Linked DNA regions of Mus musculus: region 1 is linked to region 2. Evidence: chromatin loops called from intact Hi-C (ENCODE). Cell type or tissue: gastrocnemius. All regions are shown on one strand. Each heading gives the region's core, and the rest is flanking DNA. Links, peaks and the distances in the headings are about the cores only.

Region 1 (7,701 bases), core at 1,091-6,090, 530 kb after region 2:
AGCCGGGAGCTTGCTGACGGCAGCGGGGCTTTGTCATCGACACGCACACATCGACACGCACACGCACGCACCGGGCCACCGCGGGACTGCGGCGGCTGCCCTGTTGTGGCCTGGCTCACCGCGTTCTCCTCCCCGCCCCCTCTTTTAAAGAGCTGCTCGGGACCCTTTCTTTCCATCCTTTCCATGGGCCTTTGCGGCCAGTAATATGGGGGTGGGGGTTCCCTCCGGGTGCGGGATGGGCAGAGAGGACTCTGAACCCAAAAAGAGGTCAGGATACGCGGACCCCACGGCTTTGTTTTGCCCCTTGCTCCTGCCCTGAGGTCGGCAAAGCCCTCGCCAAGCTAAAGATCTACTGGCAAATAGGCAGGCGCATTGGAAAATACCAGCACTTCCCCAGGACCAAAGCGGACTGTGACCCCCTACACCCCTGAATTCACTCGGGGTTTGGTCTGGGTGGAGAGCATGTCCCCCCGCCCCCCGCAGGATCTCCCTTCCACAAGTGGCTATCCCAACCCAGACAAATTGCAGCGTCATTATGGTGGCTCCTGTTGCTTGAGGCCTCGGGGTTACTTGGGCTTCACACGCACCCCACTTCTACACTGAGGAGAGGGCCGGGGTGGGGGGGGGGGGAGAGGGGCAGGAACCCGGGATCCCTGGGGACTGCCTGGAGGAGAAACCGCATCGGGCCTTCTTCCCATTCCTCCCGGCTGCCTTCCGGGACCATGAGCACGGAGCCAGGGCGGCCTCTCGCCTTTCATTACCGGGCCTACGAAAGCAGCAGCCCAGGCAAATATGTAGCTATTAAAATTAATCGCCCTGCGTTGTCAGCTGAACATAATGCAAATTATTTATGGGCTGTCTGCGCAATATTTATCATCGTGCAGGCTCCAGGCGCTTAGTGCCTTCTGGCCTACCCCGCCCGCCCTGGCCCGCGGAGGCCGAAGATGAACGCAGGCTGCAGCGGCCCAAGGGAAGATCTGGGCACCCCAATAGTCTTCCCAGGACGAGGCTGTGTATCAGTCTGTCTTCCAGGCCCAGAGATTCACTTTAGTTTCTATCGTACATTGCTAATATTTTTGGAGGCCTACTACGTGCAAAATTGACAGGCCTGAGAAACTAAGGGTGTGTGTGTGTGTAACCATTTTAAACACACTTCTGAATCACAGGCAGGACGTGAGTTCGAGCGGCGATGCAAGCAGATCTTTGACTGCCTAAGAGAGTCTAATGAGACCTCAAATCAGTGCCCCATCTGGGAAACCCAGTTCTCCAAAACTGGATTTGCACTGGAAGAAACTATGGGCATTGGATGTGCCCAACAGATCCCGGCTCAATTGGAACAGGAATTCGGCATCCTCCGAGCCCTAGAACTTGTTTGGTGACCGCAGATAACAGATTAACTGCTAATAGTCGAAATCCGCCGAGCGTTTAGTTTATCACTGCTGGGGGCCCTAGGTATTCATTGCACTTTTTTTATATGTAAAAACAGCCTTGCTACCTCCCAAACGGCTTTTGTTTCTCTTTCAAATACAGTGCTCTCGAAAACAGCAGCAACACGCCACCCCGCCCCCTCTCCAACCTCGCCTTCTGGTTTAAAAAACACAAAACAAAACAAAAACCAGGAGGAAAAATAATCTATAAGACAATCCCCCCCTACTGGTCGGCGCTGGCCTAGGGGCTTTTTCCGCAGACCGAGTCGCCCAAGGCTGCCGAGGTAAACAAGCTTTCTGAACCTCGGTTAAATCACAAAGGGGAAGAGCCGAGGCTGCCAGGCACGGGGAAGCCTGAGGATCCAGCTTGGGCATCCAGGCGGGAAGGGCTTAGGGTTTAGGACAGTGAGCTGGAGGCTGGTTAGTCCTAGCCAGAGGCCGCGCGTAGCCAAGGAAGTGAGAGGGAGGCCCGTGGAGCTCAAGCAGAGACTCTCCACTACATCACCTCTAACCCCACCCCGCGCCAAATTAGAGAGGTTGGGTTAAAGCTCTGCCTAGGCCTTTATCCCTTTTGCACCTGGCCACCACCCCAGGCCAGTAGGATTGCTTGAATCCTTCAGGGAAGATTACAGAGCACCCCTCACCTCCCCATTCTGAGTAGTTCTAGGCCTCCAGGAAACACCAGCAGGCCTAAGTCTTTCTTTTCATATTCATTTTAAGCCAAGTCGTTGCCTAGCTTCCTGGTCTTCGCCCAGCAGACCTACATCACCTTGCTGTTCAAATCTGTCAAGTCCTACTTCCCGGTCCCAGATTGTGTGTGTGTATGTGTGTGTGTGTGTGTGTGTGTGTGTGTGTGTGTGGTGGGTGGGCTATCTACCAGCATCTGCTCTCCAGACCTACATTAGGGGGACAAGGCCAAGAAGCTACTTTGAATTTATATTCTTCCGGTTCTTGTCTTAAAATGTGGTTTAATCCATTTTAAAGGACTATTTTCGTTCTCATTAACCTCGAATTTTAATGGTGAATTTTTCTTAGAGCATTCCAAAGATTCGCCCATTCTTCAGAAACTTAATTCGAAGTGATGTAAAAGAAAGGGGTGGGGATTCCTGGTCTGAACGTGCTTTGGGCTTGACTGTATCTTCCATAGCCTTGCAGGGATGGGGGGGGGGTGGTCTTAGTTCTACTTCTTAATTAACAAAGCTCTGGTGCCTTCCATGTGTGGGAGAGACCCTGACCACAGCGAAATGGACGGGCCAAGCTGCCTTTGCAAAGCACTTTAATACTTCCAGCCTCTTCAATCTACTTAAGGAGGGCAGAGGTAGTGTTAACTCTCACAGAGGGGGAGGCTGCCTCTACTAGCCCCCAAGTTTCAAAGTGTTTGTGTTCATCATTGAAGTGTGGTCAGAAGCCAGGTGCAACCTGTCTGCTCCCGTTGAATACCCATGCTACCCTGAATCAGTGTCATTTGGTTAAAATGGTGCATCGTTTTTGTTTTGGTTTGGTTTGTTTTCTGGAAGCTGCCTACCCTACCCCCCCCCCCCCCCCGCTTCAGACGATTTCCCTTCATAGCCTAAAAAAAAAAAAAAACAGGAATTGTCTGTGTCAATTCCGACTCCCGGCCACGGAGGGCTATTTTAAAGTGTTTCTGCAGACAGACCCTCTGGCCCCGCCGGAAGTGTTTTATGGACCTGTGAGTCCAGTTAATCCCAGGAGGCGAGGAAGGATCAGCCCGGGGTGTGGGAATCCTGTGTTTAGGTTATCCTTATGGGACTTTGGGGGGGGGGGGACACTTAGTGACTTTGGCAATATAATGTGCCCTCTCTCCATGAAACTCGAGATTTGAACCAACGAGGAAGGAAACAGGACAGGCCCCCATCGAGGTGTGGCCTGGGGAGGAGGGGTACACTCTGGGACCACAGTGAACTTGGTAGGCAAAGTCGAGAGCACAGTTGTGTGAGCCAGTCCCCCACCCCAACCCCCGGCCCTGACTTTATCTTTCTAGCCTGTGGAAAGCGAGAGAGCCGCGACCCGGGAAGGAGCCTTAAAGAAACATTCAGGAGCGACTCGCGACTGGAAGATGGCAGCGGCTCCCCTGGGTTTCAAGGTTCCAAAAAAGGTGTTCTGCCTTGAGGAGTGAGGACTCCTGCTCCGCCCCCCCTCTGACAGTCTCTCCCAGGGTCCCCAAACCACTAAGCCCCCAAGTGCGCCTAGGCCGCTCAGCCTCTCCAGAACACGTAGGGATGTCACACTGTGGTCCACATAAGCTGTGCGGTGCAAACCTACTAGTCCTCTTGGGAGATAGGATTTACTCTCCCGTCCCCAAATTCAGACACAGGCTAAGGTCTCCTATTTTTACTCCTGTGTCTCTCGGAAGCACGGGTAGAATCGATCCTCTCTAGCAGCTGCCACTTCTCGGGGGACAAGGGAGTCCATAGGCCTGGCTGTGCGCCCCAGGCTTTAACAGCGTGTGCACTTATGCGGGCTGGGGGGGGGGGGGAGGGGCACAGCCTTCCCCACCTGGACTCTTCGAAGCAAACAATCGCCGCGAGCTTTCGAAGCACCAGAGCGAGCCAGGAAGAGGAAGGGAAAGTGGAGGCCTGGAGCGCGCTTGGAAAGCGTGTTTGTGCGCGCGCTCGGGGGAATAGGGAGCTGGTGGTAATCGGGCTGGATTGAGGGCAAACAACCGGATCCAGCCGTCCCAACTGGGCTCTCCAGCTCCAAGCAGGGGAGCTTAGCTCAGGGCTGGCGCCTCAAGTGGAGAGAAGACCGGAGCTTCTGGAGGCGCCACTGGGCATCTAGCCAGACCCACCGGAGGAGCCTAGGGGCGCGCCTGGAGACGGGGGACCTGCACGAACCAGTCACCACCGCGGGTGGCCGTTTACCTAAGCCTCACAGGACCACTGAAGATAGGCGATAAGGAGTTCCTGAGCAATCGGCTACCCCCAGGCCCTAGTCACCTCCGGCGGACGTGACTGCCGGATGCTATGCGGCTAGGTGGGCTAGGGGCCTTTGCACTGTCTCCCTTGGCCCTTTCTGTGCTGCAGAGTCACGAGTCACAGTAGATTCTGTTACCTAAGTCTGGAGTTTTCCTTGCGCCGGCGGGGGGGGGGGGGCAGCCAAAGATGTTGGGCATCTTAAGCCACAAAATTTTGGGAGGGTTGGGAGGGAGGTTTTTTCCCTTAGGGGGGGAAAACCCTTAAATCACACAGGCTACAGCGTGGGAGAGGCCACACGGCCCTCTTAGGGCTTTGGGCAAGCTGCTTAACAGTTCTGGACCCCAGGGGCGACACAATTAAGGCAAGGAAAGCAGTCTTAGTGTCCACCTCATAATAGAGTTGGTCAGAGGAGAATAGGCTTCCTGTGTGTAGACCACGCCAGTGCCACATATGCTTGCTAGGGTATTATTGTATTCCCTTCCTATGGGTAAAGGGGGGGGGGGCACTCTCCCCCGAAGTTAAAGTTACCCCAGGTCTCTCGGGAGGCATGTTTGGGCAAAGTGGAGAGTACGTTCACTGTTTTTGTCCACAAGATAGTTAAAGCAAAAATGGCCTCAAACTATCTCTTGACTCCTTAACCTTAAAGGCCTGACTTGGTGGTGTGAAAGAGTAGCTTCCCCCAGCCCTTACAGTCTCACGCTGGATCCCAGGTGGGCCTGGGCTTTAAGGCAATCCTCTGCTTCAGTTTCCCGAGTGCTAGAACTGTAAGGAAGAGCTAGCCAAGCCTGGGGACTGGGCTCTCTGCTGGCATTCATTTCGTTTGGATTACTGTCAAGTTCCAGGCAGGGATCAGACACCGCATCTTTACACTCTCCCCGCGGTCTTGAAGGACACAGCAGGGGTCTTTCAGAAATACTCTCCTAGCCCACCTTTGTTCAAGGTGATTTTTCAAGACGCGATTCCAAGCTACCTCGTTCTTGGTGAGGCTGGGTGAAAGGAAAGTCCTCTGCCATTAGTGGACTACATTTTACTGACACCCAAATATAAATAATGTTCATGTGAACAGGATTGGTCAGATTCCTATCTAGGAAAGGCTCTCCTTACTGTCTGGCACGGTAGGGAGATGTGTGCAGGCAGCAAAGAAGGGTCTGAAGGGTCCAATACAACTCATAACATGAGGCCGCTTTTTTTTTTTCTTTCTCAAAGACAAGACATTTCTCCTAAGTGGCTACCGGCGGTAGACTAATCACTTAAATGTGCTGGCGATGGGCTGTGGCTCTTAGTAGATCCTTATCTGAGCTGTGAATGCCAGGCTGCCAGCCCCGCGAAAGACAAAGAACACAGACGCTTCTACGGTTCGCTCCTTAGAGCCTGGGTCACCTCTGGAGCTTGCCCTGTACAGTCTCTATCTACCCCCGCCCCCTCCAAGCTGTGACTGATCTGCCTCTGAAACAAATTCCTCAGACTCAAAGCAGAATTCCAGTTCTCGAGCGCCACCCGGAGAGTTCACATCTCCCCTCCTCGGAGGCCGCGTGGTGCGCAAGTGAGAGTCCGAGGGCGGCGGCCTTGGCAGCAGCATAGTTCTGTGGCCTCCTCCTGCCCGCACCCGGCACGTACTCAGGAAAAGAAAGGCAAGAGAGAAACGTGGGTTGTAAGAGCTAAGTACAAACAACCTTGCAGGAGTGTGCAAGGAAGAGTAAGCAGCATCAAGTAGAAACTACAACTAAAATAGTCTCTTCGAGTTCTATTAATCAAAGATTTCTCGAAGGTGCAGCGTAACGGGGACTCTTTTACCTTAGGACACATTGTACCAAGATGATTGGGTTCAGGTCAGAACCTCCAGAAGACATGTCTCATGATAAGTAGACAGCAAGGTTCGCATCTACAGACTAACCTGTTTTCGTCTTATTTTTAACTGAATCAGTGTATTTGATTGTGGGGGAGGGAATGTCGCTTGAAATACACACGATGGATCCATATTTAACTGGGATAAGTTCCCGTAGCTGTCTAACCACATTTGTTTGGTCCCTGTGAGAATCCACGTTTTCTAGCCTCAAGAGGGGCAGGCGGCCCTCATGGCTCCTCCCCCGGCGGTTTCCTGGCGAGGCGCCCATCCTCCCCTAGCACCGGGAACAGAGACAGCCACATTAATACTCCCGGGCAGCCTGTTCTGACCTATACTGTCATTTTTTCCATCGGTCAGGATCAGGCTGGGGTGGGGGTAGCGCTCTTCCGAGGGGCTTTGCACGGATCGTTGGGTTTTCCCCGGCGAACTTAACACGGAGGCGAAGGGGGCAGATGGAAACCAGGCCTCGGCTGGCCGGGCGCGTAAGCGCCGCACTCGGCAGCTCGACGCAAAGCCAGGGCTGGATTTTCGAGGCCCGGGCCCGGCGGCTTTCCGAGGCCGGCGAGATCCTCTCTCTCCTGGCTGAGCTAACACGGTCTCCTAATTCCGCCCCCGGAGACAGCAGCTGTGCGGCGAGAGGGAAGGGTGGGGGGGAACCCACAACTTTCCCACCAGAAGAGTGAGTGGCGAACAGGAGTGATGAAGGCCCACCCCGATTCCGTGCACGTAGCGGCACGGCATCTAATCAGTGTCACTGCCAGAAATGCGCTTCCGTGCAGGGCGACACCCCCGCCCCTGCCAACCTGCAGGGGTGCGGGGGGGGGATGCAAATGGCGTCTCTTGTTGTCCCAGACATTGCTCAGCACCCGCTGTCGCAACCATAAACAGACGCTACAGTGGCCTGAGGTGTAGTGTCTGGAAGGAACACCAACACGCGGGGACCCGGGTGTCCCTCGCGCTCCAGGGTCATAGTTAAAGGAACTAATGCACCAGTCCTAGCTTCGAGACTATTCCCTCCTCCCTCACCTCCGGAAGAGCCACCCTTCCTCAACTGGGCTGTGTGGGGAGGAGTACAGGAAACTTTGCAAGACAACTGTTCTGTGCCTTCGTGAGAGGAACGGGGGTGGCTTTCTCGTCCCAGGCTAGCCCACACTACTACACTCTTTCCAAGCCTCAGATCTGAGCATCGTGGACTCCCCTAGAAAGAGGAGTATATTCCAGGGCACTGGAGGCTGAGAGCGACACCAAAGTTCCTAAGGGTTCTTGGCAGGTGACCAAGTTTGTGTCCCTAACCCTCCCACGCAAGAGTATTACGCGCCACTTTGTGCACGTGTACGGCCCAATCCACCCGGCCGCGAAGCCATCACAGGCTTCAGTGGTGCAGGTGGTTTCTCTCCAGTATCCCCCATCAACCCCCATAACACTCCCGAGGAGGCCCAAAGTGGCTAGCTCGCTCTCTCTCTCTCTCTCTCTCTCTCTCTCTCTCTCTCTC
Region 2 (7,701 bases), core at 1,656-6,655:
ACTTGCCTATATCTGTGCACACGCATGTACATGCATCTAAAAATTTAATGATATAGAGATGAAGTCTATGTTCTGTAACCACTCCTACCTCCATGGATAGGATGCTGCACAACTGCCCTTGACACAAGTAATTACAGCTCTTAAGAGTCTGATGCAGGAAGATCTTGAGTGCTAGGCCAATCTGGGCTACGAAGAGATCCTGTCCCCAAAAAAAAAGAAAAAAAGAAAAAAAAGGTGGGGGGCACTAAAAGAAAAGGAAACTGACACTGTGTAACCTGACTCTGTCTGTCATCACTCATCCTTGGAACCCAATCACCATTTCAAGACGAAGCCTGGGCTACCAAAGAGGTCAGCTAAGTGCTCAGCTGGCAACTAGACTCAACTACTGGATGCTATGACTGCCGAGGCTTTCTAATGGCTCCAGCCCTCAGACTCTGAGCCTTCCCGGTGACACTCCAAGCACCCTAAAGCAGAGACAAGCCGTTTCTGCTGGGTTCTGTCTCCGTTGCCAGCGAGCAGAGTCTGCAAGGATTTTAATAAATGGTTTCAGGCTGCTAAGTTTGAAAGTAATTTGTCTTACAGTAGTACCTGAAACACCCAGAGTGTGGCCAGAAACAGTCGCACTTTATTGAAAGAGAGCACAGCTGCAATGCATGCTGGGGCAGGAGGTTGAGAACTGGGTTGGTTAATCTTCTTTGTCAACTTGACCGGATTTAGAATCACCATGGCAACACACCTCTGGGCGTGTTTGTGAAAGTGTTTTCAGAGAGGTTTAATTTGAATCGGGGGTGGGGGGTGTGTGGGGGGAGTGAGGGGGAGACCATCCTGAAGGTAGGTGGGTCCAGGACTGAGCAAAACAGAAAAAGTAAGCTGGACAACTGCACTCATCACACCCTGCTTCCTGTAGCACAGGGACCAATTTCGTTTTCCACCATCCACGACATCCCACCATGATGGTCTTGGACCCTCACGTCGTGGGAGAAAGTGAGCCTCTCCTTCCTTTACATCGCTTAATTCAGGTATCTTCTCACAGCAACAGGACAAAAAAAACAAAAAAACAAAAAACAAAAAAACAAAACAAAAAACAACAACAACAACAAACACTAATCATCAAAGGTGTGGAGCCATAAGCACTTGGCACCACCCTTCTGTGAATTCTAGCACAGCTCAGGAAACACCAGCTGAACTCACACTGTCAGCCAAGTGTCTGGCAGCTGCTCAGTAGATCTCCATTAGGTTTTTCTAGACTTATCAGTGTCTTGGAGAACTTTTCGGATGAAGAGTCAAATAAAACGCAAAGCTTTAAAAGTACCGAGTTTGACATTAAATAGGTGTTAAAATATGCATCGCCCCTATTACCTTTCAGCTCTGGAGAACTCCAATCACGACAATAATTAATATAATGGCTTGATTTATTGCTACTCCTCCTCTGGATTATATTTATTTGTTTTTTTTTTCTTTAATGCTGGAATCATGCAAACAGGCTGACTAAGGTAAAAGGCCGTGGGGGATGTTCTACCAGGAGCAGGGAGGGAGGGGACGAAACTAAAGATAGAAAGAGAAAAAAAAAAACACATGCAAATACAATTTATAAAATTAGCAACATACAGGGAAAGAGATTATCTGCATACTTGAAAAAATACACTGGCTCCAGGCAAGCTTAGGAATGAGGTCATGTAACAGTTTGAAAGAACCCAAAGGTTGAGTAGTGGTCAGAGGGTGCACTCAACTGGACTACCTTTCTTGTCCAGAACCTGCCAATGGTGCATAGAAAGAATACTAGTATTGGCCTTGAGAGCTTGGGTCACATGATGGGGAAATGGAAGGTGCCTACCCACCCATGTGCAGTCATCCACAAACACTCCCCGCCATGCACCAGAAGAAGGCACCCATTTGTCTACACAAAATACCTTTGGGTCAACCTACTGGCTGAGTCCCCTGGTGAAAGTGGAGCAGAGAAGCATGGCAAACGGGCCTTTCCCGGAGAAAGCAAATCCACAGAGGCAGGGGAGGAGAAATCATAAGTAGGAAGGAGAGAACTCTGAAATAGCTGATGTGTCCTGTCCCCACTGTATGCCTCTCCCCCCAGCATCCTTTTTTTTTATCTAGGGCAAGCATATGAAGGAGATTTTTGTAATCCCCAGATTACATACAAGATCATGGAAGCTGTACCTTTAATTTCTCAAGACCACAGAAAGTAGAAAACAAAATCAGATCTCAATTCCTAAGAATGTTTTGGGGGCCCTTCCTCACTTCGATCATAACCAGTACTACAAACAACTTAATATGTATGATGTGGCCTACCAGATTCCGAGGAGAGAGGCTAAGAGAGATAACTGGCTTTAAGTCACAACCTTTCAATCATAAACAACCCCCACCAAATTCTGCAGGCTCAGCCCAAAGAGTGTACTACAGGACACAGCACCTGGACAAGTAGGTCCATAGGAATGGGCCTAGCATAAGGAGGGGCAGACCCCTGAAGTGATGCACACAGATGAAAAACAAGCCTAAGTTGGGCCTGTGTGGATAGTAGGTCCAGGGATTCACAGCCTAATGAAGTAGATCATGAAAGCTCATTTGCTTGTTCAATAGCTCCTTCCATTCACTCAGGTCCACTTAGGGCAGAACCAAAAGAGAGCTGGGAGGGGGCCTTTTGGATTTCTCACCCAGCTTTCAAAGCCTGGGAAGATGGAGAGAACAGAGGTCTCAGGAGCCACCTTGGGAGGCAGGTGTGTCCCAGTGAGGCTAAGAGAGCACCAACAGCTGGATGAATATCCCCCATTAAACTATGGCCAGCCTGGCCAGCAGCATGGAACAGGCCTTTCTGACAGAGACGGTCATTCACAACTTCATTTGGTGAGAAAATAGCTAGCTGTGCCTAGCTGCCCAAGTGATGTCCCAGAGGCAGGGACAGCTCACTATAGGAAGCTATAGGAAGCTAGCCAAAGGACCCCACAAGAGAGTGCTTCTCAAATGATTTGTGGTGAAGGACCTGTTATTTCTTGTTAGGTTACTCCCCTCCCCGAAACTTTCACAGACAAATCTCTTGTGAAATACAACAACAAAAACAACAAAAAATGAACAACTATAGGACGGGGGATTCCATATTTTTAAACCCTAAGTTTTAATGGCCTTTGGAGTCAATAGGACATAGAATGGCTCTGACACATTGAAGTTCTAAAATGTCTTTTCTTGATTTCTGTGTTAGGTTGTCATTTACAGGGTAACAAGCTGCTGCCGAACCAGCCCAGGTCTACACAGTGTTGGAGAACCATTGCCATAGGTTAACATGGTTAGACAGAGCTTCCTAGGCCTAACCAGTTATCCAAAACAGGCAAGGATGTCACTGACATAGGACATCCCAGGTAAACAGGAATGTCTGACAGCCCTTTGTTGGGTGTCATAGTCTACAGATGTAGATGATTATCACATGTCTCCAAGGCACAGAGCTAGGACAGTAATAAAATCAGGCTCTCTTAAATGGGGAAGCCAAGACTCAGGGTAGGACTGGGTATTTGTCAAGTTTACAGGGAGGTTATGAACTAAGATCTTCCTTAATATCAGTGAGCTCCCCCACCAACTTCCTCATTCTAGTGAGGATGCCATCGTGTACATGAGTGTCCCCAAGGGACATGTTCTCCCTTCAGGGGCTCCTCTTCTCTGCAGTTGCTGACAATGTCTCTGGGCATCATTCGAATTCCTTGGAACTGCCTTTAACTGCCTTCTTCATCCTAGTTTTCCTGTAAAAAATAAGAGTTGGAACCTCTCCAAAAAGAGACCCAGGACCCCCAAGCGAGAGAACTCTCTGGTTAGCAACAAGAACCAACAAACCTATCTTGGATATTTCCTCCCACCGGCCAGTGACTTGTACCTTCTAGAATAGGGAAGGGTATCTGGGATCTGGACCCAAGTCCTCACAACATCCATGACTCACCATCTCACTCTGCTTCTCTTAACTCAGTCAGGACAAGGGGAGGGCTGTGCAACTCTCTTTCCCAGCCAAGGAAGTCACCTAGGAGCCAACACTGGGAACCAGACAGACCCACAAGCTCCTGGCCTGGCAGTTGCCAGCAACGGAAAATCCTGCTAGGGCCACTTCTGTCTCTGCCAGCAGATGTCACTGCAGTCTGACCTCAGGTTACCAAAAGGGCATCACTAATTTTGGCTTTGCAGCCCTAGAAAACCAGACACTAAGTTTCTTGGCCCTTTTGCTGTTTTCTTCTGGCTTGCTGACTGCAAAAAAGACCTGTTTTGTCCCTCTGTTTTACCATCTGTGAAATGGACATGTTCCCCTTCACTCCCTCTCTTCCCCAAAGAAAGAATTCAAGAGCTATGATATTCCAGAACTAATTAGTTCCTACCCTCCCCAGACGTCAGTTATTCCATCTATCAGAGTGCCCAGTGATAGTTCACTTGCGTTCCATCTACCAAAACAGGTAGCCAGAAACACCTCCACCTATTTCTGTTTCCATAGTAACAGAAGAGTTAAAAAAAAAAAGGAAGAAAAAGCCTCTAACAAAATAAGACACCTAAGAGGCATAAACAAAATATGTGATGGTGTGGGAGACTGTAAAGTTTTTATTGCCACCTGTTTGGAAGACCTGCATAATTCAATCCTGCTCCCGGCATTTGCGAGGGAAGCAATCACCCCAAACTTGTGGCAATAAAGCCTTTATAGCCCCCCATGCTGGCACACCCACTTTCGAGGTACAAAGCCCCAGTTTGATAAACTTCCGCTTCTTGTATTTGCATAATGGAAATGGACGAGATTTTCCACTCAGGCTTCTGGGAAGCTTAGCTGGAAGCCGTCCTGGAAGCAACTCCAGCCAAAGGACCTTGGGACTCGACAGGGATGCTGAGTCCCATTTCCCTGAACCTGAGACCAGGCAGGTTCTAGTTGAAGGTCATATGCCTCCTGAGTCCTAAGTCATAACTATCATTGCAGTGCTCCGTTAGAAAGCACGCTAAGTGAGAAAGCTTGTCCAGGGTTAAGTGTAGGAAAGAAAGGTCCTAACTCAAGTAGACATCCAACGCCCCTCACTGTCAGACACACACACACACACACACACACACACACACACACCCTCTGCTCACTTTCAGGTACCCTCTCCCTCAATCTGTTGGGGACAGGTCAGGTAGTCGTGGCTGTTCTAGATGCCTCTCCTTCTCGGCAGATTACTACAACCCTGCCAGGACTCAGTGGTAAAAGTTTGAACGTGTCTGCAGAGCTTAATCAAATGCTAATTCCGTGTGGTGAAAGAATTTGCTGGAATCTGCAAGGGAGCTCCTGGCAGCAAGAAAATGCGTTGATTCACTCCCAAATCTGCTTTGCCCAAGCCGGGTGCGATTTAGAGCGTAAGCTGTATTAAATCACAAAGTGCTGTGTGGATCATACAGCCATCCTTTGTGTCGTTAATGAAGGGAAAAACAGGGCTTTATTCTGAAGCTTTGTGTATAATCAGATGCCATGTTGTAAAGCTCTGGAAAACACACCAGAAATCATAATTGGGAGGAAATAAAAGGGTTAGTCCAAAACAGCGTATGCAAATAAGGAGGAAAAAGAAACTGCCCCCAAGATTTGTGCGTTTCAAGAATCAACTTTTAATTCATGCACAGGGAGATTACAGAAGGGGAGGAGCGGCCTTTAAAATAGTATGAAAAGCTAGTTTAGATGTAAATGAGAGATAATGGGCTTTCACCAGGAAATAAGCAAGGGGGCCAAGTTTGTGCCCAGGGCTGGGGGAGGGGAAGGCAGTTTGGCTTCTGGTTGTCCTCACTGTTGCAAACATACTCAGGGTTTACAGCACGGTAAGGAAGGCAAGGTTTCGTGCCATTGGCTGTGGTTAGCTGCAGTAGGAGGAAGAAAGGTCCAGCTTGCCTGTCGTAGCTCCGGAGGTTCTGGGATCTGGCTGAGTTGGGAAGGGGGTCTCGCGGTTGTTGTTTTAGCACAAAAATAGCCTCTGTGGTGTGATCATCTCAAGGTCGCCTAGGAAAGTGGTTGGGGTTTTGACGCCTGTCGCTGTACGTTCAGCCAGAGGAGAAGGAACGCTGCGCTGAGCCCTCCCCAGCCCTAATTCACTAATGATTTGCTTATTAGTTCGGATCAGGGAGCCGGTTTCTGGAGAGATGTGAATTGCCATTGATTTAATCCTCTTCCCAGCACGCGCTCCCGGCCTAGGGTGAGGCTGGGAGGAGAGAGGGGGGGTTGTCAGCTGGTTCAAGAGCAAGTTGCTGCTTCTCCTGTCTGGCTTTGTCTGTCTCCCCGACCATCTGCTTTCAGGCAGAGAGGAGCCCGTGGGTGGAGGAGCTAAGCCCAAGAGCTCAAAACCCGGACTCTAGACCTGTGTGTCTCCGGGTAACTGACAGCTGAGCTCAGACTTCTACAGCATGTGGGCAAGATATTGTGGTAACGTCTCATTAAACTAGAACGTTGGGGACAGCACAGTTCTCACACTGTCAGTATGTGTCCTCACTTAAGCCACCCACCAGCCTCTCAGGTAGATCGCCTCTACAATTTACAAGGGAAGAAGCTGAGCCTCAATGAAGTTAAGTTAGCCTGCCTAGGGTCACACAGGCAAAACAGTGGAGGGCCAAGGTGTGCAGCTTGTGGCCAGTGTCCTCCTGCTTCACCTAACATGAGCCATCTCATCTGTGTCTCTGTAAACTGCCATCAAGAGATTTCTTTTCCTCTCAGCAGGATCTGATAGCAGAGGCCTGTAATCTCCACTACTCAGGAGGTTGAGGCAGGAGGAGTTCAAGTTCGAGACCTGCCTGGACTATAGAGTGAACCCCTGAATTAAAAGAAATGAGAGGAGGTCTAAGAACAGAGCTCAGGACAGTACAGTGCTTGCTCAGCATAGTCCAGGCCTATGTTCAATTACCCCAAAAGGCAAGCACTTTTAGCCGTTGGGCTAATTTTGTTTGTTTATAGTGCTGAGGCTTGAACCCAGGGCTCTACTATTGAGCTGCTTCCCCAGCTCCTAAGTAGGTCATCTAATGATAATAGAGGGCATGTAATCTCCTACCTACTGCCCATGGGTCAAGGAAGAGAGATCTCTTAGTGAGCGGTGCCGTTTTTTGTTGTTGTTGTTGTTTTGTTTTGTTTTGTTTTGTTTTTCCAAATATGGCAAGGTGCTCAACCCACACCCACACCGAGGAGCCTAATTCATTATATGTCCCAGCTCCATGTCTTTGCCCAGACAGTTCCTTACACTTACCCACCCCCACCCTTCTCCAAACAGCATCCCCTTAGTTTAATCCTCCCGAAAACTGATCATAATTTTGTCCCCACTCAAACCTTCAACTCTTGAAGAGTTCCCCTTCCTAACCAGCATGGGGCTCTTCACGCTCACCTGAGGACCTGTGATTCCATTTCCCATCCTCCCTTCAAGCCTTCCACGTCTTTGCTCTTCCCCTTCTACAGCATCTTTTACATCTGCCAGTTGACTAATGAGTAAAACATGGGCCTTAAGGCCAAATTAATTTGTGGTTTCTTTGAAAATTGCTGGTAGATATCTTTTCAATCCCAGCAAGCCAGGCTTTTCCAGAGTTCATTCCAATCCAGAACACTAGGAGAGGACTAAGGAGAATGAGTTTCCAAACAGTGTCTATGGTAAACTAGTTCTCAAAGTCAGTACTAAAAGAATCCAGTCATTGGTTGCTAGTGTGTGCTCTGGTGCTGCTGTAGGCATCGAAGCCACT

What was found. A loop is a pair of places that touch in the nucleus more often than their neighbours do. Peaks named below come from ENCODE experiments on the same cell type or tissue, not always from the same donor. Only the 100,000 strongest peaks of a DNase experiment are listed, where the experiment ranks them.
Region 1: it touches region 2 in a loop (3-fold over the local background); 4 of 42 quality-filtered maps call a loop at or near these places.

Annotation. Positions count from the first base shown.
Region 1 is chrX:12,151,867-12,159,567 of GRCm38, forward strand. It overlaps a transcript of Bcor not described here. Among named protein-coding and RNA genes, the nearest start is that of Gm46687, 63 kb to the left of the region's middle. In gastrocnemius, for the core only: CTCF peaks have their summits at 1,688, 4,175 and 5,867; DNase peaks (open chromatin) are centred at 1,717, 3,125, 4,235 and 5,879; H3K4me3 peaks cover 2,449 bases; H3K27ac peaks cover 2,559 bases.
Region 2 is chrX:11,626,005-11,633,705 of GRCm38, forward strand. No RefSeq gene overlaps it. Among named protein-coding and RNA genes, the nearest start is that of Gm34187, 96 kb to the left of the region's middle. In gastrocnemius, for the core only: a CTCF peak has its summit at 4,112 (motif pointing right); DNase peaks (open chromatin) are centred at 4,067, 5,765 and 6,242.